Regions from separate parts of the Homo sapiens genome. Here all the other regions are linked to region 2. A link is an interaction called in ENCODE POLR2A ChIA-PET data of the cell type or tissue named here. Cell type or tissue: CD4-positive, alpha-beta T cell. All regions are shown on one strand. Each heading gives the region's core, and the rest is flanking DNA. Links, peaks and the distances in the headings are about the cores only.

Region 1 (5,597 bases), core at 141-5,140, 110 kb after region 2:
AACGGGGTTTCACCATGTTGGCCAGAATGGTCTCTATCTCTTGACCTCGTGATCCGCCCGCTTTGGCCTCCCAAAGTAGTGGGATTACAGGCAGGAGCCACTGCGCCCGGCTGGTCACAATTTTTTTTTTTTTTTTTTTTGGGACGGAGTTTTGCTCTTGTTGCCCAGGCTGGAGTGTAATGGCACGATCTGGGCTCACTACAACCTCCTCTTCCTGGGTTCAAGAGATTCTCCTGCCTCAGACTCCAGAGTAGCTGGGACTACAGATGTGCACCACCACACCCGGCTTTTTTTTTTTTTTTTTTTTTTTTTGGTATTTTTAGTAAAGGTGGGGTTTCACCATGTCGGCCAGGATGGTCTCAAACCCCTGACCCTCAAGTGATCCACCCGCCTCGGCTTCCCAAAGTATTGGGATTACAGGCATGAGCCACTGTACCTGGCCTTGGTCACAAATTTAAGGAGGAAAAAAGGTCTGAATTACAAACAGTAGGAAGCAGCAATTTTAAAAGCATGCTGTGTAATTTAGGCCAAAAAAAAAGAAGCCACAGGAGGAACGGAGCCAAACTGCCAGTACCGGGACCCGGATCCCATGCTGTGAAGCAAGGCCAGAGAAGGCAGTTTCCCTTTTTTTTCCCTGAAACCCAAATCTCTTGCCTCTTTAGAAAGGGAAGGGGGTTAGAAAGAACAACTCAAGTTTTTAAGAAAAAAAGAACAAATTAGGAGAGGAGGTGATTACAAAAGTTGTTTATCAGGGCCAGGCTTGGTGGCTCACGCCTCTAATCCCAACGTTTGGAAGGCCGAGGCAGATAGATCACTTGAATCCAGGAGTTTGAGACCACCCTGGACAACATAATGAGAACTGTCTCTACTAAACATTTTAAAAATTAGCTGAGGCTGGGCGTGGTGGCTCACGCCTGTAATCCCAGTACTTTGGGAGGCTGAGATGGGCGGATCACGAGGTCGGGAGATCGAGACCATCCTGGCTAACACGGTGAAACCCCGTCTCTACTAAAAATACAAAAAAAATTGCCAGGCGTGGTGGCGGGCGCCTGTAGTCGCAGCTACTCAGGAGCCTGAGGCAGGAGAATGGCGTGAACTTGGGAGGCGGAGCTTGCAGTGAGCCGAAATCGCGCCACTGCACTCCAGCCTGGGCGCCAGAGCGAGACTCCATCTCAAAAAATAATAATAATAAAATAAAAATAAAAATAAAAATTAGCTGAGATTGGTGGCCCACGCCTGTAGTCCCAGCTAGTCAGGAGGCTGAGGTGGGAGGATCAAGTGAGCCTGGGAGGTCAAGGGTCCAGTGAGCCAAGATCATACCACTGCACTCCGGCCTGGGTGACAGAGCAAGACTATTGCCTTAAAAAAAAAAAAAAAGTTGTCAAGAATTCTCATTGCTTTACAGAAATTATATTGATAGTGATTGGCTATAAACTGTTGAACTACAGGATATGAGTTATCCCTATGACAACATTAAGAGGTTAATTTACAGCTACTTTGGCCACACTCTATCTAGAGTCTATACAATACAGCAGGTGGATTACTCAGCTTGAGGTGGGGGAAGGGGTAGGATGTACCCGCTCTCACATTTCACTGCCTCTCTGGTGTGATTACTTTTTTTTTTTTTTTTTTTTTTTTTTGGAGACAGGGTCTTACTCTGTTGCCCAGGCTGGAGTGCAGTGGTACGATCACAGCTCACTGCAACCTCGACCTCCTGGGCTCAAGCGACCCTCCCCAACCTGAGCTTCCCAGGTAGCTGGAACTACTACAGTAGTGTGCCACCATGCCCAGCTGATTTTACTTTTTGTAGAGATGACGTCTTGCTGTGTTGCCCAGGCAAGCACCATATATATGTGTGTGTATATACATACATATATATATAGTTTTTAATTTAATTAAAAAATAGAGACAGGGCCAGGTGTGGTGGCTCACGCCTGTAATCCCAGCACTTTGGGAGGCGGAGGTAGGTGGATTACCTGAGCTCAGGAGTTAGAGGCCAGCCTGGCCAACATGGTGAAACTCTGTCTCTACTAAAAACACAAAAAAATTAGCTGGGCATGGTGGTGGGTGCCTGTAATAGAGGCTACTCAGGAAGCTGAGGCAGGAGAATCACTTGAATCTGGAAGGCGGAGGTTGCAGTGAGCCGAGATTGCACCAATTGCACTCCAGTCTGGGTGACAAGAGCAAAACTCCATCTCAAAAAGTTAAAAAATTCATAATAAAAAAACCTTCTCAGTTGACTGAATTCCTCTCTTCCGTAACCCTTGATAACGATATGCACTTTCTCAGCCCGCTTTTCTGTTTGTTGACATGATTTCTGCCAATAATGTAAAGCTTCATTGACTGGAAAGCTTAAATTCTTTATCCTCTGTTTGGTTTTTGAGACAGGGTCTCACTCTATCTCCCAAGCTGGAGTGCAGCGGCACAATCGCAGCTCACACCTCAAACTCCTGGGCTCAAGTGATCCTCCACCTCAGCCTCCCAAAGAGCTGGGATTACAAGGTGTGAACGCTGTGCCTGGCTTATTTCAGATAAACAAAATATTAATAATTGCTTATTTCTTAAGTTTTCACTATAATTTAAGGTTACTAAAAGCTAAAATTCTGACTAACATGGTAACTCAAAGTAGAGATAAGCAGGAAAACAGTTCTACATATAAAATACATAAGAAAAAGTAAGATGTGTTTTGGTAAGGAAGGTTATAAGAAAAACATGAGGATGTGGTTTTGTCAAAGGAAAAAGTGATTTTGACTAGTTTAGAGGTTATTTAAAAGTGGTCTTAAGTTGAAAAACAGATGGAAAAGAAAATAAATGAATATAGAAAGTTGGGAAAAGGAAGTGAATGGGAAAATTCTAAGAGGTTATAAAAGATTTATGGAAATCCTGTGTGGTCAAAGCTGATTGAAATTAGATGGATCTGTTTAAAAGATTTTACTACAATTAATAGTAATACACTGATGCAACTGGTTTTCTCTTTTCAATAAGATTTCATGTAGTATTAATAAGAGATAATAAAATACTTTGTCAATTATCTTTTGAGTAAGCTGAAAAAAAAAAAAAAGACATTCTGTTGGCCTCATGCCATTTTCATTATGTCTTCTGACTGTTGAGAAAACTGAGTCTCAGGCAGCGGGTGGTGGAGCACGCCTGTGGTCCCAGCTACCCAGGAGGCTGAGGTGGAAAGATCACCTGGGCCTGGTGGTCAAGGCTGCAGTGAGCCGTGATTGCACCACTGCCTGGACAATGGAGTGAGACCCTGTCTCAAAAAAACAAAACAAAACAAACAAACAAAAAACCCAGAAACCCCAACCCTCCAAAACCAGAGTCTCCTATCAAAACATAAAGGTTTTTGCTTTTTGAAACCTTTGAATTATTAGTTTGGTTAAATGAATAACTTCTTTTGTGATGATCTTATTTTGATATCAAGTGTTTTAAACCTTTGATATCTGACATACTTCCTAAAATCAAATTTTAAATTCTAAATTAGTCTTTTTTACTTCAAACTTTTTTTTTTTTTGAGACGGAGTCTTGCTCTGTTGCCCAGGCTGGAGTGCAGTGGCACGATCTCAACTCACTGCAACCTCCGCCTCCTGGGTTCAAGCAAATCTCTGCCTCAGCCTCCCGAGCAGCTGGGATTACAGGCACCCACCACCACATCTTGCTAATTTTTGTATTTTCAGTAGAGAGGGGGTTTCAACATCTTTGGCCAGAATGGTCTTGAACTCCTGACCTCATGATCCACCCGCCTTGGCCTCCCAAAGTGGGATTACAGGCATGAGCCACCGTGCCTGGCCTAAAGGATACTGTTTTTTGGTTTGAGACAGAGTCTCGCTCTGTTGCCCAGGCTGGAGTGCAGTGGCGTGATGTTGGCTCACTGCAACTTCCGCCTCCTGGATTCACGCCATTCTCCTGCCTCAGCCTCCTGACTAGCTGGGACTACAGGCACCTGCCACCACACCCGGCTAATTTTTTTGTATTTTTAGTAGAGGTGGGGTTTCACCGTGTTAGCCAGGATGGTCTCGATCTCCTGACCTCGTGATCCTCCTGCCTTGGCCTCCCAAAGTGCTGGGATTACAGGTGCGAGCCACTGCGCCCGGCCTAAAGTATACTTTTGTAAGCAAAATTGAAACACTGGACCAGGTGTGGTGGCTCATTCCTGCAATCCCAGCACTCTGGAAGGTTTGAGAATCCTCTGAGCTCCAGAGTTCCAGACCAGCCTGGGCAATGTGGCAAAACCCTGTCTCTTACTTACTTACTTATTTGTCTCTAAACTTGAATGAAACCTGAAAATGGTTATTACTGTCACCCATCCATTAGGTTTAATTATGGTTGCTTAAACTGTGGCTTGTTTATTCAACCACAAACATTCGTGAATGCCCAACAGCGTTCTTGCCTTGCAGCCTCTATGAGACTGATCCCCTCACTCCCCTAAACTGGAAGGGCTGACTGTGTCATCTCCCAGAATCCAAATTCTCTTTCCCTGTCCCTAGCTGGTCAAGCCCTGAGTTTGTGATGTTACCTTCTGCCTCTGCTGTCCCCTCCTAACTCTGACAATCACTAATCCTGTTTCCATTAGTGCATGTGTGACCCTGTCCCCCAGCCCCTTCTGGACACAGCAGCTGGAATAGAATGCTCAAGAACATCAACCACATTCCTGCTCCAAGCCATTCAAGGAAGAAATCCAATCCAAACCACTGCACAGCTTCCACAGGTTCTTGCAGCATGGGCACAGAGCTCACGCTGCTCTCTAAGGTCCCAGGCCCAGTGTGACCTGGCTTTGTCCCTCCCCACACCACCTGCACCCGAGACACAGTGGCCTCTGCATCAGGCCTGTTTTGTCGACTGCAGACTACGTGAGACATGCACACGGTGTCTGACACACAGGACAGCCACATAACCAGCAGGGAGAATCCTGAGTCACAGCACCCCCAGGTCACAAAACCTGACACTGCTAACCGTGGCGCCGTGCTGTCCTCTCCCAAGAGGTAGTCACAGCCCTAGGGTTTGGAGTAATTAGTTCACCATAGTTCTTGGTAATTTCGTGACTTCTCTATGACATCCTAAATGTTAGTATGGTTGTGCTGTGTGGCCTCATATCGAGGGAACTGCACTGTATGTACATGGTCTTACAGCTTCTTATTTCACTCAATGTTATGTCTGTGAGAGTTCTCCATGAGGTGACAGTCTGTTCGTCTTCACTGCGGTATGAACACATGGCAGTGAACAGACAGATGCTGCTGCTTGCCTCACGTTTGCCCCGCCCCCGGGACATGCAGGAGAACCTCTAGTCGTGCACACAAGTGTGCAGCTGTTTGTGGGGTTGCACGGGAGGCACAACTTCAATTTTGCTAGAGTCTGCCAAACTCTTTTCCAAAGTAATTTAACAGTTATGCTCCCCGGAGCAGTGGTTAGGGACTCCCGTCGCTTCACACCTTCCTCCAGCAGGAGAGAGGGAGGGCTCGCTAGCTGCAAACCCATGAAGCAGCAGCACCTCCTCTGGTCTTGCCATGGGGCTCCTTGGTCAGGCTGAAGACCTCTTTGTAGTTTAGTGGTCAAAAGCTTGCTGTGTAATCCTAATGGTTTGCCTTTTGTTTTAA
Region 2 (5,597 bases), core at 315-5,314:
AAAGACAAGGTGTGTTTTATATGCTATTAACAAAAAAAAAAATGAAATTAAAAATACACAATTTACAATAGACTAAAAGAAACATAAAATATTTACAAATCAAACTTAAGATAAGCAAGACCACAATGGACAAAAATATAAAATCCTATTGGTAAACCTTAAAGAAGACCCAAATGGAAAGAGAGGTAAACCATGTTCATGAATCAGAAAACTCAATATTGTAAAGACGTCAATTTTCCCAAAACTGATTGATAGCTATAATAAATTCCCAAACTATCAAGTGCATCATTGTTGTTGGAATTGACAAGCTGATTTTAAAACTTATATGGGAGAAAAACCTTACATGAAAATACAAAGAGCCAGAATAGTCAAGACACTCTCAAAGAAGAAAAATAAGGTGGAAAAGACTTACTTTATCAGATCTCAATACATAATTGATAATAATGAAGACAGCTTGATATTGGCACAAGAACAGACAGACTAATGGAACAGAGGAAAGAATCCAACAACAGATCTACATATGTCATATGTGGACATATGACAGAGGTGGCATTGCAGATGGGCGCAGAAAGTTAGATTACAAACAATGATAGGACAGGTGTGTAACCCTATGGAGAGAAAAAAATGAAAGTGAATCCTTACCTCACACCATATGCAAAAAACCAAATCTAGGTGAATTAAAGGCCTAAATATGAAATTTACATTTATAAGGATTTCAGAATATAATCTAAGAGACTATCTTCATGACCTTGGAGTGGAAATAATTTCAGTGGTTTTCTTTTTTTTTTTTTTTTTTTTGGTTTTTTTTGAGATAGGGTCTCACTCTGTCTCACAGGCTGAAGTGCAGTGGCACAATCACAGCTCACTGCAGCCTTGACCTTCTGGGCTCAAGCAATCCTCTCACCCCAGCCACCTGAGTAGCTGGGACTACAGGCACGCACCACCATGTCCAGCTAATTTTTGTATTTTTTGTAGAGATGGTGTTTCGCCATGTTGTCCAGGTTGGTCTCAAACTCCTGAGCTCAAGTAATCCTCCTGCCTCTGCCCCCAAAGTGCTGGCATTACAGGTGTGAGCCACTGTACCCAGCCTGGAAAGAATTTCTTAAGCCACAAAAAGCACTAACCAAAATGAAAACACTGATCAATTCAACTGCATTAAAAATAAGAACTGGCATGCACAGTGGCTCATGCCTGTACTCCCAGCACTTTGGGAGGTCAAGATGGGAGGCTCATTGAGTCTAGGAGTTTGAGACCAGCTGGGGCATAGTAAGATCCTATCTCTAAAAAAAAAAAAAAAATTATCTGGACATGGAAGTGCGTGACTGTAGTTCCGGCTACTCAGGAGGCTGAGGTGGGAGGACTGTTTAAGCCTAGGAATTGAGGCTGCAATAAGCCAAGATTGTGCCATAACACTCCAGCCTGGGTGACAGAGCAAGACCTTGTCTCAAAAAACCCCCCCCAAAAAAAAAGGACACCATAAACAGTCAAGCCAGAGTTAGAGAAGATATTTGCAATACACATTATGGATAATATCAAGACTATACAAAGAATTATTAGATTAATAAGAAAAAATCTGGTAGCTCACGCCTATAATCCCAACTTTGGGAGGCTGAGGCCAGCAGATCGCTTGAGCTCAAGAGTTTGAGAGCAGCCTGCATAACATGATGAAACCCGTCTCTACTTAAAAATACAAAAAATTAGCTGGGCTTGGTGGTGTGGGCCTGTGGTCCCAGCTACTTGGGAGGCTGAGGTGAGAGAATCACCTGAGCCTGACTCAAGGCTGCAGTGAGCTGAGATTGCACCACTGCACTCCAGCCAGGGCAACAGAGTGAGACCCTGTCTCAGAAAAAAAAAAAAAGAAAAGAAAAAGAAAAAGACAACAAGTTAAAAAATGGGCAAAAGATGATAGACACTTCACAGGAGACAAAATCAAAATGGTTAATAAAAACATAAAAATATGCTCAATCTCCTTGGTAATTAGCTAAATGCAAATTAAGGCCATAACTATACACCCCACCAGACTGGCAAAAGTGAAATGTCTGCCAAGGATGGGAAGGCAAGGGAATTCTGTTTTACTGCTGGTGGGCACGTAAACTAGAACAATATTTAGAAAGATCTTCATACCCTAGAACCCAGGAGTCAGACTCCTGAGTACAAACCCTAGAAAAATTTGTGCACCATTTGCAAAAAACACACGTGCATCAGAGACATGGACAAAACTGTTGCTAGCAGCATTGTGTGTAGTTACCCCAAACTAGAAACAAACCAACTGTCCATCTACAGCAGGCATGTCCAATCTTTTGGCTTCCATGGACCATACCGGAAGAACTGTCTCGGGTCACGCATAAAATACACTACCACTAACTATAGCTGATGAGCTAAAAAAAAAAATCGCAAACAAAAATCTTTATAATGTTTTAAGAAAGTTTACAAATTTGTGTTGGGCCACATTCAAAGGCATCCTGGGCTGCATGCATTGGACAAGCTTGACTGACAGTGAAATGAATCTGTGAACTACGATACAGCCAAACAATGGAAGTTTTTAGCAATGAACATGCACAAACTATACTACGCACAGCAACATGAATAAATCTCACAGACATAATAACGAGCCAAAGAAGCCAGCTGCCAGAATTTGCATCTGTATGATTCAAGGGGATAAAGCACAGAAACAGGAAAATACTGCAATGCCTGCATAATTGGGTGCTGAAGACTTTTTAGAAAAACAAGAACACAAGACTCACATAAGCCAGGGCAGAGAGGCCGGAAGTGACACTGTGAGGGGAGGGCACTTGGGTGCTGGCAAAACTATTTCCTGATGGTGGTTGCAGATCGTTCACTTCCTAACAGTGTGTTAGGTTGTGCATTTATGTTTTATTCACTTTTCTGTATGTTGTTTTATTCTGCAGGAAATGAATGAAAAAGGGATTCTGCCTCAGCTCTGAGCCCCTCAGAGTGGGGCCAGGGAAGAAGCAGACGGCAACGCCAGGGCAGCTGTCTGGCAGCCTGGAAGGCCTGCGAAGCTTCCTAGGGGTCCGAAGGAGGGTAGACAGGTAGGGGTCTGCTCTGTACCCATCAAATCTCCCTCCAGTGAGAATGGCTGGAAGATGGCTTAAAAGGGTTCACCACTCACACACACTTCTGAGGTGGTGGGGGTTGTCTGTCAAGCATCTTCACAGGGTCACTGCCCCTCTTCCCCAAGGACAGGCAACCTCCTGGCACTGCCCCCTCAGCAGGCAGTCTAGGTGGAGGGAACAGGGCGTGCAGGCAGAGATAAGGCAGGGGGTGTGTGCGAGGTGCCCAGCGAGGGGCTTGATGCTGCTGGGTCACAGAAACAGAGGTTGTGGCCCTTCCCCCATTCCCCTCGTCTAGAGACAAGCACGGCCCTCCCATGTTCCTGGTGTGACCCTGGTGTCCTAGGCCATCCCTCCAGCGCCTGGATCACCCTCAAAAGCCTCTTCCCTGCTGAGCTTCAATCTGCCTTTCTATGAAATGGCCCCAATAAGCCCTGCCTGCCTCAGGGAACTAAGCCGCAGGTCCCAGGTCCCCCTCTCCCCCAATGCCCACCCTCGCCCATCCTGAGGTGCAGGAAGCACCTCCCTGGGGCTGCGCTGAGCCCCAACCAGCAGGGGAGCTCCGCACAACGTGGCCCAGAAGGATCAGTGGGAACCGAGGTTTCTTCTGGTTCTAAAAACATCTTTTCAAGGCTGGGCGCCGTGGCTCGCGCCTGTAATCCCAGCACTTGGGAGGCCAAGGTGGGCGGATCAGTTGAGGTCAGGAGTTCAAGACCAGCCTGGCCAACATGGTGAAACCCCGGTTCCACTAAAAATACAAAAATTTGGCAGGCAGCTGTAATCCCAGCTACATGGGAGGGTGAGGCAGGAGAATCGATTGAACCCTGGAGATTTGCATTGAGCCGAGATCACGCCAATCCACTCTAGCCTGGGCGACAGAGTGAGACTGTGTCCCAAAAAAAAAAGAAAAAATCTTTTCACAATACAAATCTTTATTAACTGAAGGCACGGGGCTCACCACAATCCTTCGGATGGAACCACAGGAAGAGAAGAAGCATGTTTCACCCTGGGCTGGGGGTGCTTCCCAAAGCCACTGGGGCCCTTTTCCCAAGCCCCAGAACTGAGCCCACCTGAACTCATCTTGAAGGTAGGTATGTCAGTGAGTCCTCCCAAAGCCTCAGTTTCCCTATCTATAAAATGAGGAAGCAGGACTGCCCCTAGGGCAAGGCCTAGGCCTCCTGCCAGCCCACCCTCACAGACCCAGAGGGCAACGCAGGGTGAGGCGGGGCAGTTTCACTCCCCAGTGCTGTGGCCCCCTTGGTTGAGTGAAAGCACCTCCAGAGCCCTAACCCTAGCCCTGGGAGCCAGGCAAGAGACCCCCACAACGACCATCAGAGGTCGTGAGGGGTGGCAGGGAGCCTGGCAGGGAGCCAGGCAGGGGCCAGGGTCTAGGCTCAGAGCAGTGAAGGATAGATAGGGTCACATGCCAGTTAGTGGCAGAGGTGGGACTTGAACCCAGGCCTCTGTGAGACTTGGTTCTCTCACCTGTAAAATGGGTCTACTAGCAGCTGCTTCTCCAAGCAAATGATGTCAAGCACCCAGCTCGGCACCTCACAGATGTGGTCAGTAAATGGTAATCCCAACCCTACCCTTATATGTGGACTAGAACACTTATGGCAAGTCTCGGGAGGTCATGGGAACTCCTCATGGCTCCTTCTTCATGCTGGAGGACCACGGCCTGCCCCATCCCACCCCAACACACTCTTGAAACTGAGGCCCTCGGCCTAGAGCAGCTCACACAGACGTGGACAGCTGTGCTAGCAGGTGCAGAGTCTGGGAGGCGAGGCTGGACCAGGGCCCCAGCTGGGCTTCGGGTAACCACAGGCCTCAACTGTCCAGTTGGCCAGAGGGACCTATCACCTGGCTCTGGGCCCCAGGATGCTTTAGCCACTTGAGCCGGCTCCAGGTGACCGTGTAAGTGACATAAAGCAAAGGTGTCCTGGACTGCACCACTCACTAGCTCAGCACCCCAGGCACCAGGCTGGAAACCACATCTCGCACCCAATTCTCCATTTAAAAATTTTACAGGAAGGGGCCAGGCACAGTGGCTCATGCCTGTAATCCCAGCACTTTGGGAGGCCAAGGTGGGCAGATCACCTGAGGTCAGGAGTTCGAGACCAGCCTGGCCAACATGATAAAATCCCGTCTCTACTAAAAATACAAAAAATTAGCCAGGCGTGGTGGCGGGCGCCTGGAATCCCAGCTACTCGGGAGGCTGAGGCAGGAAAATCGCTTGAACTAGAGAGGCGGAGGTGGCAGTGAGCGGAGATCACGGCATTGCACTCCAGCCTGGGCGACAGGGTGAGACTACATCTCAAAAACAAAAAACTAAAATAATAAAATTTTACAGGAAGAGAAACTATGGCCACAGTGGGGAGTGGCATGACTCCCTAAGCAAGTTCAGGTCAGACAGGGCAAAGAATTCTGACTGCAGGGAGGAGGAATGGCTGGTTTTCCAGAGATAGATCAGAACAACAGAAGCTCCCTGTGCTCCAGCCTCGGCTGTGGTGCACTGACCTCTCA
Region 3 (5,597 bases), core at 298-5,297, 51 kb after region 2:
ATTCCTGCCCCTAGATCACCCTTGGCGGGTGTGCCTGGACCCCTCGCTTCCCTTGGTCTGGGCTCTGCTTCCAGGGCACCTGAGTTACAAAATAGACTCCCAGTGCATGATTGGTGAATGAACAGACAAAGGCCTCAAGGGGCAGCCCCAAGGAAGGGGCTAGGTAGGTTTTGTTTTTGTTCTTTTGTTTTGAGATAGGGTCTCACTCTGTTGCCCAGGCTGGAGTGCAGTGGCACTGCAGCCTCAACCTCCTGGGCTCAGGTGAGCCTCCCACCTCAGCTGGGACTATAGGCATGTGCCACCACACCCAACTAATTTTTATTTATTTATATTTTTTATTTTTTTGTAGAAATAGCGTCTCACCATGTTGCCCAGACTGGTCTCGAACTACTGGGCTCAAACGATCCACCCACCTCAGCTCCCAAAGTGCTGGGATTACTGGCATGAGCCACTGTGCCCATCCTAGCCAGGTTTTGGAGCTGCCACCTGGGTCCCGTGTCCAGAGGACCTTGGAAGCATGGACCCTGCCCTCCCACCTGTCCCTGTCCCCAGGAGTGGCCCCACAGTGATACAGTGTACCACCTCACCAGGCCGCCTCGCTAGGAGAGGCAATTCCTGAGTAGGGCCAAGGCCACAGGCTTCCCACCTGCTTCCCTGGGGATAGGAGGGGACAGGTTCCCACCCTACCTCCCCCAATCCCCACTCCCTGGGGGAGGCTGTGTGGAGTCATCCTGCCACACAGTCCAGTCCCCTGGCCACACAGCCCAGCACTGGAGGGAGGGGCAGAGGGGGTGTGGGGGAGGATTGTGGCTCATGGGAAGAGGAGTTTGAGGAGGCAGGCTGGGCCTCACACGCAGGCATCAGTCTGGCTCTGAGGACAGGGCTGGGGGCTGGCATCTCTCCCAGGAGGCTGGGCTGGTGGCAGGCACTCTGGCAGGGAGGGCAGGCTGGACAGGAGTGGCCCCTCCCAGGCTCTGGGCCATCTCTGCATCCCAGGCCAGGCCTGGCTGCCTCACGCCTTGCCCTGGGTGGGATGGGGAATATTTTCTCCTTTACCGAATGAAGGGGAAAGGAGCAGCCTGGGGCTGGAGGGGGAGCAGTGGAGGTTGGGTGGGATGGTAGGACGTGTGTGCTGGTTGAGGGGTGGAAGCATGGAGGCCCGCTCAGGTCTCAGCCAGACCCCACGCCAGAGTGCCCTGCACACTGGCCTCCCCTCTGCCTCCACTGCCCTCCAGCGTCATCCCGGGAAAGCCAGCTCAGTAGCATTACCCCAGGGGACCTCCCCAGACCCCCACAGTCATGCCCAGATGTGCACCTACATCCCACCACACTGCCCAGAACTAGCCTTCCTCACCACCCCATCCCACCCCCTAGGCTGGGGCGCCTTGAGGTCAGGGCTCTTCCAGTGGCTCTGGTCCCCAGGATGGTCCAACACGGGGCCCTGCTCAGAAAACATCCTCAGTGGGTGGCCCCAGCCTGTGGGCTTCTGGCCAGCTGCCCTCAGTGAGCCTGTGGAGGGTGGGGCCCACAGCCAGCTTGCCCACTGCCCCTCGTGCCTGGGACAGGCCTGGCTTCCTGGCCAGCCTGAGAGCTGGTAAAGGCTGACGAAGTCGGCGAAGGCTCTTTGGGGACAGTAGGACTGAGCTGGGCTCCCACAACCTGGGAGGACTCTCCTGGCAGGGGCACAGCGCTAGAGGGCAGAGTGAGGGAAATAGAGCCAGAGTTCACGCCAGGTCAAGGGCCAGCCAGCGCCCCCAGGCCACCAGCACTCCCCAGGAGGGCCTGCCCTGCCTGCCTGGCTGCCACACCTCTAGCCCAGGTCAGCTGCTGGCTCTGTCCTCTGAGGTTTGCTTGAGTCAATTTTCTACATAAAACGAGAGTGTCAGGCAGGTCCCATTAGGAAGCTCTATTTTGTAATACCAGGCCTGTGGGTGGAGGACCCAGGACCCACGCACGCACTGGCTTTTCTATTTTTACATCCAGAGTCGCCTGCTCTCACCCCCAGAGCCCAATTTGGAACTTGAAAGCAGCACATTCTATTCTGGGGCCACTTCCGGCCCCTGTGCCGTGGGAGGTGGGTGTTTGTACACAACAGCGTGCCCCACCCGCCTCCCTCCAAAACACCCCCTCTCCTGTCACCCCCCACCCCCACCACCACCCCCTGCCAGCCACGTGACCTTCAGGAACACACTGAGATCTGGAAGGGGAAGCCCATGTGGGGCTTGGGAAGGGGAAGCTGTGGCCTTCAACAGTGGTGAGGTTCCCACGTCACCCCAAGGGGTCCCCACCTATCACCCCAGCCCAGGGTCAGGAGAGGCAGCCAGCCCTTCCCCAGCCAGCGCTGGACACTGAGACATGAGGGTGCAAGGTGACCTGCGTGACAGCAAAGCCCCTCACGACCAGAGCAGGAAGGAACAAGAGAACAGATGAGCCTGGGAGGCCTCCTGGGAGAGGGGACCCCAGGAGACACTTGAGGGCTGCTCCCACCTCGACTCCCCAGGCCTCTCCCATGGCCGTGGCAGGACTGGGCTGCCTTGGCAGGAGTGAATGAGGGACTCGCCCCACTGGGACCCAGAACTCCCCGTCCCACCTGGCCTCAAGTGGGTTCTGAAGGGGTCTCACCAGGCCTTCAGCCGCCTGCCCAGCCGAGGACCCAGAGGACCACTCCCTCCCCCTTCCACTTCTCCATCCTTGGGAGTGGACCTTGGCCTTAATTCCACACTTGTGGGTCCCCTAAACCATGCTGGCAGCCCTAAAGGCCCCTGCTACGGCCCTGAGAACACCCCTCCCCAAAGTGCCACCCTCTCCCCGATGACATGGGCTCTTATGTGCGAACCCCCAACACTGTGATGCCCTACAGTGCCACCTCTCCACTCAGGGGCACCCCTGATGTGCCCAGCCCAGGGTCAGGAGTGGCCAGCTGCCCTCAGTGAGCCTGTGGAGGGTGGGGTTCTATCGGCGGTGATACTGGGGCCCACCAAGTAGCTCAGAATGGCTCTGGCCCAGTAGCCCTGTCTCTGAGCCCCCAGCCTGCACTGCCCCTCCTCCCGGCCTCTGACAGGGGGTGAAGCTGGAAAGATGAGCTGCCCCACCCAGCCCAGAGCTGGCGGGAACAGCAGAAGACTCAGGACCCCAAGGGTGGGGACTTTCCCATCACACTGAAGAGGCGGCAGGGGAGTGGGGGGGTAGGTGCTGACGCAGAGCTGAACAAGGTCTGGCCTGTGATGGTGTGAGGCCCAGTCAGGGATGTGCACACCCTCAGCCCTCCTGGAGTACCTGCTGTGCCAGGTACAGTACCAGGTGCTTTTCACATCCTTACACCTTCTCGTCCCTGAAGCTACTTAGCAGCCTGGCCAACATGGTGAAACCCAGTCTCCACTAAAAACACACAAATTAGCCAGGTGTGGTAGCACATGCCTGTAATCCCAGCTACTTGGGAGGCTGAGGCAGGAGAGTCACTTGAACCCGGGAGGTAGAGGTTGCAGTGAGCCGAGATGGTGCCACTGCACTCCAGCCTGGGCAAGAGCGAGATTCTGTCTCAAAAAAAAAAAAAAAAAAGAAAAAGAAAAGAAAAATAGAAAAGAAACACTTTAGATGAATTCAATTTAGCAGAGTTTATTTGAGCAATGAAATGATTCCTAAATCAGGCAGCACCCCGAACCAGTAGAGGCTCAGAGAGCTCCATCCAGCAACTTGGGCAGGCAGTATTTATGGACAGAAAAAGGAAGTGACACAGAAATCGTCTGATTGGCTACAACTGGGTGCTTGCCTTCTTTGAACCTGCCTGAGTAGTTTGCAGCCTGTGACTGGCTGAAAGCTCAGCTGCTCTGATGGGCCGAGACTCAGTGACTTCTTCCAAAGAGTCCTGTGACTATAGCAAACCCTAACCTGACTTAATCTGTAAACAAACTGCAGCTTGAGTATACTCCCAGGCTGCAGTTTATTTACAGATTAAGGCAGGTTAGGGTTTGCCATATGCTGAGGCAGCTTTAGGCCAAATTTAAGTTAATTTAACCTTTGCCTCTTTTAGGCAGCCTCTCAATTTTGAGAGATTGACTGAAACCTTGGGCACTGGCGTCACTTTCTGTCACCATCATAATGGATTTGTTTGGTCTCAGTGTGAAATTCATATTCACCGTGTCAAGTTAGTTGGATGATGATGTTTTCTTCATGTTTTGTTCCTCTAACTGTGATGAGACCATTTGATGTACTAAGGATGGCTGCATACAAGCATTTAAGACACTTGAGGGGACAGCGTATCAGAGAGACTGTTCTGACGGCTTTTGGGAGGATGATACAAGAAACTGAAGCACACTCCTTAACAGGAGGCTCGGTGAACCAAACGGATCAAAACCGAACAATTCAAAGTTCAGGCAATGAAGACTGTTCTACAGCATTCAAGTCCCGTTGGTCAGTCTTTCTTTGGAACATGATGGTGATTTAGAACTACAGTTGGACGGGCGTGGTGGCTTACGCCTGTAATCCCAGCACTTTGGGAGGCCGAGGCGGGTGGATCACCAGAGGTCAGGAGTTCAAGACCAGCCTGGCCAACATGGTGAAATGCCATGTCTACTAAAAATACAAAAGTAGCCTGGCATGGTGGCACATGTCTGTAATCCCAGCTACTCGGGAGGCTGAGGCAGAAGAATCGCTGGAACCCAGGAGTGGAGGTTGCAGTGAGCCAAGATTTTGCCACTGCACTCCAGCCTGGCAACAGAGAGAGACTCCGTCTCAGGAGAAAAAAAAAAAAAAAAAAAGAACCACAATTGTGGGGAGATGGCGGATAGGAGGCAGGACTAACTTGCAGCTCTCGCTTGGATGGACAGAGAAGCATGTGGAGACCCACATCATGAACTTTTGCTCCAAGAACTACTGCAGGAATATACCAGGAAAGCTGAGAGAATCCACAGACTCCTTTGAAGGAGGTGGATTGCCGCTGCAGGCTCCATGGGACAGCTGAGGAACTCTGAAGACAAAGGACATAGTTTCTTGGGAGCTCTGTGGCCCTATCCACCACCTGATCCTACCACTGCTGATGGGCTCTTGAAAGTACCACCTCCCGGCTGGAGGCCAACCAACACAAAAGCAGTGCACCTAACAAAAATACAACCAAGGACCCTCACCAAGTCCACTTCACTCCCCTGCTACCTCCACTGGAGCAGGTACTGGTATCCGCAGCTGAGAGACCTGAAGACAGATCACATCCCAGGACTCCTTGAAGACACTCCCCAGTACCAGTCCAGAGTCTGGTAGCTCTACTGGGTGGCTAGATCCAGAAGATAAAGAACAATCACTACAGTTTGGCTATCAGAACGCCCTATCCCTGGGGGAAAGGGGAGAGCACCACATCCAGGGAGCACCCCTGTGGGACAAAAGAATCTCAACAGCAGCCCTTGAGTCCCAGATCTTCCCTCTGACATAGTCTACCCAAATGAGAAAGAACCAGGAAAACAATTCTGGTAATATGACGAAACAAGGTTCTTTAACATCTGCAAAAGATTACACTAGCTCACCAGCAATGGATCCAAACCAAGACGAAATCTCTGAATTGCCAGAAAAAGAATTCAGAAGGTCGACTCTTAAGCTAATCAAGGAGG
Region 4 (5,597 bases), core at 216-5,215, 820 kb after region 2:
GCACATGTTTCTGTGAGCACAGGGTTGGGACTAAAGTTACAGGTTAACAGCATCTCAAAGCAGAAACAATTTTTCTTAGTACAGATCAAAATGGAGTTCCTTATATCTTCCTTTTCTACAAAGACACAGTAACAATCCGATCTCTCTTTCTTTACCCCACAGAGATAGTTTGACTTTTTTTCCTATATGCATGCTTTTTATTTCTTTCTCTTGCCTGATTGCTATGGCTTGGACTTCCAAAAGGGTAAATTTTTAATATATAAATTATTCTTCAATAAAGCTGTTATTTAAAAAATAAGCCAGGACAGTCATGGTGGCTCAAGCCTGTAAACCCAGAACTTTGGGAGACCGAGGCAGGTGGATTACTCGAGCCCAGGAGTTCGAGACCAGCTTGTCCAACATGGTGAAACCCCATCTCTACTAAAAATACAAAAATTAGCCAGGCATGGTCACACTCGCCTGTAATCCCAGCTACTAGGGAGGCTGAGACAGAGAATCGCTTGAACCTGGGAGGCGGAGGATGTAATGAGCTGAGATCATGCCACTGCACTCCAGCCTGGGTGACAGAGTGAGACTCCATCTCAAGAAAAATAAATAAAGGAAGGAAGGAAGGAAGGAGAAAGAGAAATTATGGAAAGAAAAAGAAAAAAGAAAGAAGAAAGAAAGAAAGAAAGAAAGAAAGAAAGAAAGAAAGAAAGAAAGAAAGAAAGAAAGAAAGAAAGAAAGGAAAGAAAGAAAGAAAAGAAAAGAAAAGAAAGAGGGAAAGAAAGAAAGAAAGAGACCGGGTGCGGTGGCTCACGCCAGTAATCCCAATACTTTAGGAGGCCAAGGCGGGCGGATCATGAGGTCAGGAGATCAAGACCATCCTGGCTAACACGCTGAAACCCCGTCTCTACTAAAAATACAAAAAATTAGCCGGGCATGGTGGCGGGCGCCTGTAGTCCCAGCTACTCAGGAGGCTGAGGCAGGAGAATGCCGTGAATCCGGGAGGCGGAGTAGGCAGTGAGCCGAGATGGCACCACTGCACTCCATCCTGGGCAACAGAACAAGACTCTAAAAACAAAACAAAAGAAAGAAAGAGAGAGAGAGAGAGAGAGAAAGGAAGGAAGGAGAAAGAAAGATATAAAGAGAAAGAGGGAAGAAAGGAAGAAAGGGAGAGGGAGGGAGGAAGGAAGGAAAGAAGAAAGAAAAGAAAGAAAGAAAAAGAAAGAAGAAAGGAAGGAGAAAGAAAAAGAAAAAGAAGAGGGTAGGAAGGAAGGAAGGGAGGGAGGTAGGGAGGGAGGGAGAGAGGGAAGGAGGAAGGAAGGAAGGAAGGAAAGAAGGAAGGAGAGAGAGAAGGGGCTTGCCTGTTTCTGAGATGATTTACCTTTAAGAGGCAGTCGAGCCTTAGGGGTTTCTGGCCAAACAGAAGAGAAAGGACATGAATTCAAACAATGGGCATCCCAGCCTGAGCAACACAAAAAGACCCCATCTGTACAAAAATTAAAATGAAAATTAATTTTTGAAAGATAGCCAGGAATGCTGGTGTGGGCCTGGGCTCCAGCTACTGGAAAGGCTGAGCGGGGAAGACCACCTGAGCTCAGGAGTTCAAGAACAGCCTGGGCAACATAAGAAGACCCTGCCTCTAAAAAAATAAATAAAAGAGGGATGGGGCAGTGGAGGAGCTTGCAGCAAGAGTGCAATAAAGGTCATAAAGTTCACATTGCAATTGGAGGGATCTGAAAGAGTTTTACGTTTTCCCATTTTTATTTGATAAAGGAATCCTTTAGGAATTAATTTTTCTTTTCTTTTCTTTTTTTTTTTTTTTTGAGATGGAGTCTCCCTCTGTCACCCAGGCTGGAGTGCGGTGGCGCCATCTCGGCTCACTGCAAGCTCTGCCTCCCAGGTTCACGCCATTCTCCTGCCTCAGCCTCCGGAGTAGCTGGGACTACAGGCGCCCGCCACCACGCCCAGCTAATTTTTTGTATTTTTAGTAGAGACGGGGTTTCACCGTGTTAGCCAGGATGGTCTCAATCTCCTGGCCTCATGACCCGCCCCACCTCGGCCTCCCAAAGTGCTGGGATTACAGGCGTGAGCCACCGCGCCCGGCCCCGAAGTGGTCTTTGAGGGAAGGGCACCATTCGGGAAGGGGAGCACTGAGGTCACAGCGGGAGCACGCCCACCCGGGAGCAGAAACCCCTCCTGAGGGCAGGACCCCAGCCACCACACACCCTGGCAAGAGCTCGCAACCTGGGGTTGCAAACCCTCCACTGAAGGCAGTGCTGACCTGAGGGTCTCCCTAGGAGGACAGGCGTGAGCAGAGAATCTGTCTGAAGACAAGGCAAAACTGAAGGTGCAGATGAGGACTTAGTTTGTTAGATAAGAACAGTGGATTCACGAGATCTGAACTCACTGGCCCTTGGTGCCCTTGAGACAGGGACATTCAGACCTGTGTTAGTTCATCCTCTTCCCAAGGAGCTCTTCACAACAGAAGGTGACAAGGACAGACGGACACACAGAATTGTTGTTAGGAGCAAAGTAGTTTCCACAAGGATCAAAATCTTCATCTCATCAGATAATCAAAGCACACGTAAGAAGGCTTTCTCAATCCTGGAACACAAGGAGCTTTCACAAAAGAAAACCAGAGGGTCACGGGGAGAGTGCTGGTTCCAGTCGCAGGTCTCAGGCCATCCTGGGGAGGCCGTCTCAGCCGAATCCCATGGGAACATTTAGGACCATTCACTGCCAACAACTCAACAGTGACTCCCAGAAAACTTGTTTATTTTTAGAGACAGGGTCTTGCTCTGTTGCCCGGGCTAGATTGCAGTGGTGCAACCACAGCTCACTGCAGCCTCAACCTCCTGGGCTCAAGCAATCCTCCCCCATCAACCTCCCAAGTAGCTGGGACTACAGGTGTGCTCCACCACACCCGGCTAATTTTTTAGTGTTTTGTAGAGACAGAGTCTTGCTGTGTTGCCAAGGCTGGTCTCTAACTCCTGGGCTCACGCAATCCTCCCACCTCAGCCTCCCAAAGTGCGCCTGGCCTCATAGGATTTTAGAATCTGGGCTCAGATGGTTGATGGTCTGTCTTTCAGTGCAAGGACTCATTGGGATAGGACAGAGCTTATGGCCCAACAGTGCAGGACAGAGAAACACAGCCAGATGAAGGTTCTGATGAGTGAGCTGGTTCCCAGATTGGTAAACTATGTGCCAGGATACATTGTTCTGCAAGATTTTCCTGAAGCAAACAGTGATTGACTGATTTAGTTTTATCTTCCTGGAAAGAATTTTCTGGAAATAATCATTAAATCAGGTTGACACAGGTGATCTCAGCTCTTGATCCCAAGAGTTAAGTGGACACAGGTGGTCTCAATTCTCATCCCGTCCTCAATATTCTGCCAAGGCCCCTCTGTCTTTTCCATCTCTTTTTTTTTTTCATTTTCTTTCTTTCTTTTTTTTTTTTTTTTTTTGAGACGGAGTCTCACGCTTGGTGCCCAGGCTGGAGTGCAATGGCACGATCTCAGCTCACGGCAACCTCCACCTCCCAGGTTCAAGCGATTCTCCTGCCTCAGCCTCCTGTGTAGCTGGGATTACAGGCATGAGCCACCACGCCCAGTTAATTTTTGTATTTTTAGTAGAGACAGGGTTTCACCATGTTGGCCAGGATGGTCTTGATCTCTTGACCTCATGATCCACCTGCCTCGGCCTCCCAAAGTGCTGGGATTACAGGCATGAGCCACTGTGCCCAGCCTTCCACCTCATTTTCTCTGTCATCATTTTTTTCTCCAGCTTCCAGGAGCCGTCGTAGCAGCCGATTAGGACTGGCTGCTGGTGTGGTGATGACCTAGAGGGCTTCTCCCAGGTAAGGTGAGAAGAGGGATCCACTCACTGCAAGAGGCTGCATAAACTTAACCCAACACTGTAAAGGCTCTCCTCATGAACAAAGCATTAGTAGTCTAGATAAAATACTAACAAGCGAAATCTAGCAACGTGTAAAAAAGAATAACATAGTCCAAGTTGGGCTTATTCTAGGAAAGTAAGGTTTATGTAATTTGAAAGGCAATCAATGTAATTCATCACATTTACAAAATAAAGGTGAAAAAATCATACAATCATCTCAGTATGCACAACAAAACATTTTATAAGAACATTTGATAAAATTAAATGTTGGTCATGATTTTTAAAAACCTGTAGCAAATTAGGAATAGAAGGGAACTTCTTTAATTTGATCTAGGGCACCTTAAAAAATAAGCAAACATGGCCGGGCATGGTGGCTCACACCTGTAATCCCAGCACTTTGGGAGGCTGAGGCGGGCGGATCACGAGGTGAGGAGATCGAGACCATGCTGGCTAACACGGTGAAACCCCATCTCTAATAAAAATACAAAAAATTAGCCGGGCGTGGTGGCGGGCGACTTGTAGTCCCAGATACTCAGGAGGCTGAGGCAGGAGAACGGCCAGAACCCGGGAGGCGGAGCTTGCAGTGAGCCAAGATCACACTACTGCACTCCAGCCTGGGCGACAGAGTGAGAATCCGTCTCAAAAAAATAAGAATAAAAATAAGCAAACATATCACTTAATGGACTCATGTAACAGTGAAAAGTATGGCGGGATAGCTAACAGGCCAACCCTCCCACTGATTAAAGGCTTTGGAGCATAAACCAAAGCAAGCGGATTTTGGAGGGAAGTAAAAACTTGGAGGAAAGGACCAGCCTGGTGAATTTGTTTGTTTGTTTGAGACAAAGTCTTGCTCTGTTGCCCAGGCTGGAGTGCAATGGTGTGATCTCAGCTCACTGCGACCTCTGCCTCCCGGATTCAAGCAATGCTCCTGCCTCAGCCTCCTGAGTAGCTGGGATTACAGGTGCCCACCACTGTGCCCGGCTAATTTTTGTATTTTTAGTAGAGATGGGGTTTTGCCATGTTGGCCAGGCTGGTTTTGAACTCCTGACCTCAGGTGATCCACCTGCCTCGGCCTTCCAAAGTGTTGGGATCACAGGCATGAGCCACCACAGCTGACTGATCCTGGTGAGTTTTAAGGCCATTTTCAAAGCTTAAGCCTGAGGACAGCTAGGGAGCCCCGGCATGGTGCAAGCAGATAACCCTAACAGAAAACTGACTGTCTTTCTGGATTTACAAACCAGAAAACAGAGCCTGGACCCACACAATTTCCAGGAAGTCAGGAGGGAGTCCTAAAACGGAAAGAGCCAGAGAAGTCTCTGATAGATCATGCAGGCAAAGGTAGCCTCTAGCAGCTTGCAGGCAGGGCCGCACTGAGATTTGAAAGGCCTCTAAACCTACTCTACAGAAAGCCCAGAGGCAGACACAAAGTCAACAGGGGAGAGGTCACTCCTGCCTTTACACAGCTGCTGAGAATAGATGAAAAGTCTTGCCAACTTATTTAAAAGGCTAGGCTGGGCACGGTGGCTCACACCTGTAATCCCAGCACTTTGGGAGGCTGAGGCAGGCGGATCACAAGGTCAGGAGATCAAGACCATCCTGGCTAACACGGTGAAACCCCGTCTCTACTTAAAAAAAAAAAAAAAAATTAGCCGGGCGTCGTGGCGGGTTCCTGTAGTCCCAGCTACTCAGGACACTGAGGCAGGAGAATGGCGTGAACC

What was found. ChIA-PET counts read pairs that join two places held together with the same protein. Peaks named below come from ENCODE experiments on the same cell type or tissue, not always from the same donor. Only the 100,000 strongest peaks of a DNase experiment are listed, where the experiment ranks them.
Region 1: POLR2A ChIA-PET joins it to region 2 with 5 read pairs; 6 of 35 experiments call an interaction of 5 or more read pairs at or near these places.
Region 3: POLR2A ChIA-PET joins it to region 2 with 12 read pairs; 17 of 35 experiments call an interaction of 5 or more read pairs at or near these places.
Region 4: POLR2A ChIA-PET joins it to region 2 with 6 read pairs; 2 of 35 experiments call an interaction of 5 or more read pairs at or near these places.

What each region holds. Positions count from the first base shown.
Region 1 is chr4:2,721,494-2,727,090 of GRCh38, reverse strand. All of the region lies in intron 20 of FAM193A (family with sequence similarity 193 member A), which reads right to left. Among named protein-coding and RNA genes, the nearest start is that of TNIP2, 32 kb to the left of the region's middle. In CD4-positive, alpha-beta T cell, for the core only: no CTCF peak of the experiment used is centred there; no DNase peak of the experiment used is centred there.
Region 2 is chr4:2,835,436-2,841,032 of GRCh38, reverse strand. SH3BP2 (SH3 domain binding protein 2) reads right to left here. Exons shown (of 13, transcript NM_001122681.2): 13 at 1-5,597. Among named protein-coding and RNA genes, the nearest start is that of ADD1, 5.6 kb to the left of the region's middle. RefSeq lists enhancers at 2,690-2,879, 2,832-3,829, 5,495-5,544. In CD4-positive, alpha-beta T cell, for the core only: no CTCF peak of the experiment used is centred there; a DNase peak (open chromatin) is centred at 2,782; H3K4me3 peaks cover 1,369 bases; H3K27ac peaks cover 4,201 bases.
Region 3 is chr4:2,783,930-2,789,526 of GRCh38, reverse strand. No RefSeq gene overlaps it. Among named protein-coding and RNA genes, the nearest start is that of SH3BP2, 6.4 kb to the left of the region's middle. RefSeq lists enhancers at 1,369-1,428, 1,011-1,645, 1,769-2,078, 2,281-2,915, 3,049-3,258 and 1 more. In CD4-positive, alpha-beta T cell, for the core only: no CTCF peak of the experiment used is centred there; DNase peaks (open chromatin) are centred at 2,106, 3,186 and 3,756; H3K27ac peaks cover 3,003 bases.
Region 4 is chr4:2,015,914-2,021,510 of GRCh38, reverse strand. LOC124900839 reads left to right here. Exons shown (of 4, transcript XM_047416543.1): 3 at 3,769-3,841. Among named protein-coding and RNA genes, the nearest start is that of NELFA, 9.7 kb to the right of the region's middle. In CD4-positive, alpha-beta T cell, for the core only: no CTCF peak of the experiment used is centred there; no DNase peak of the experiment used is centred there.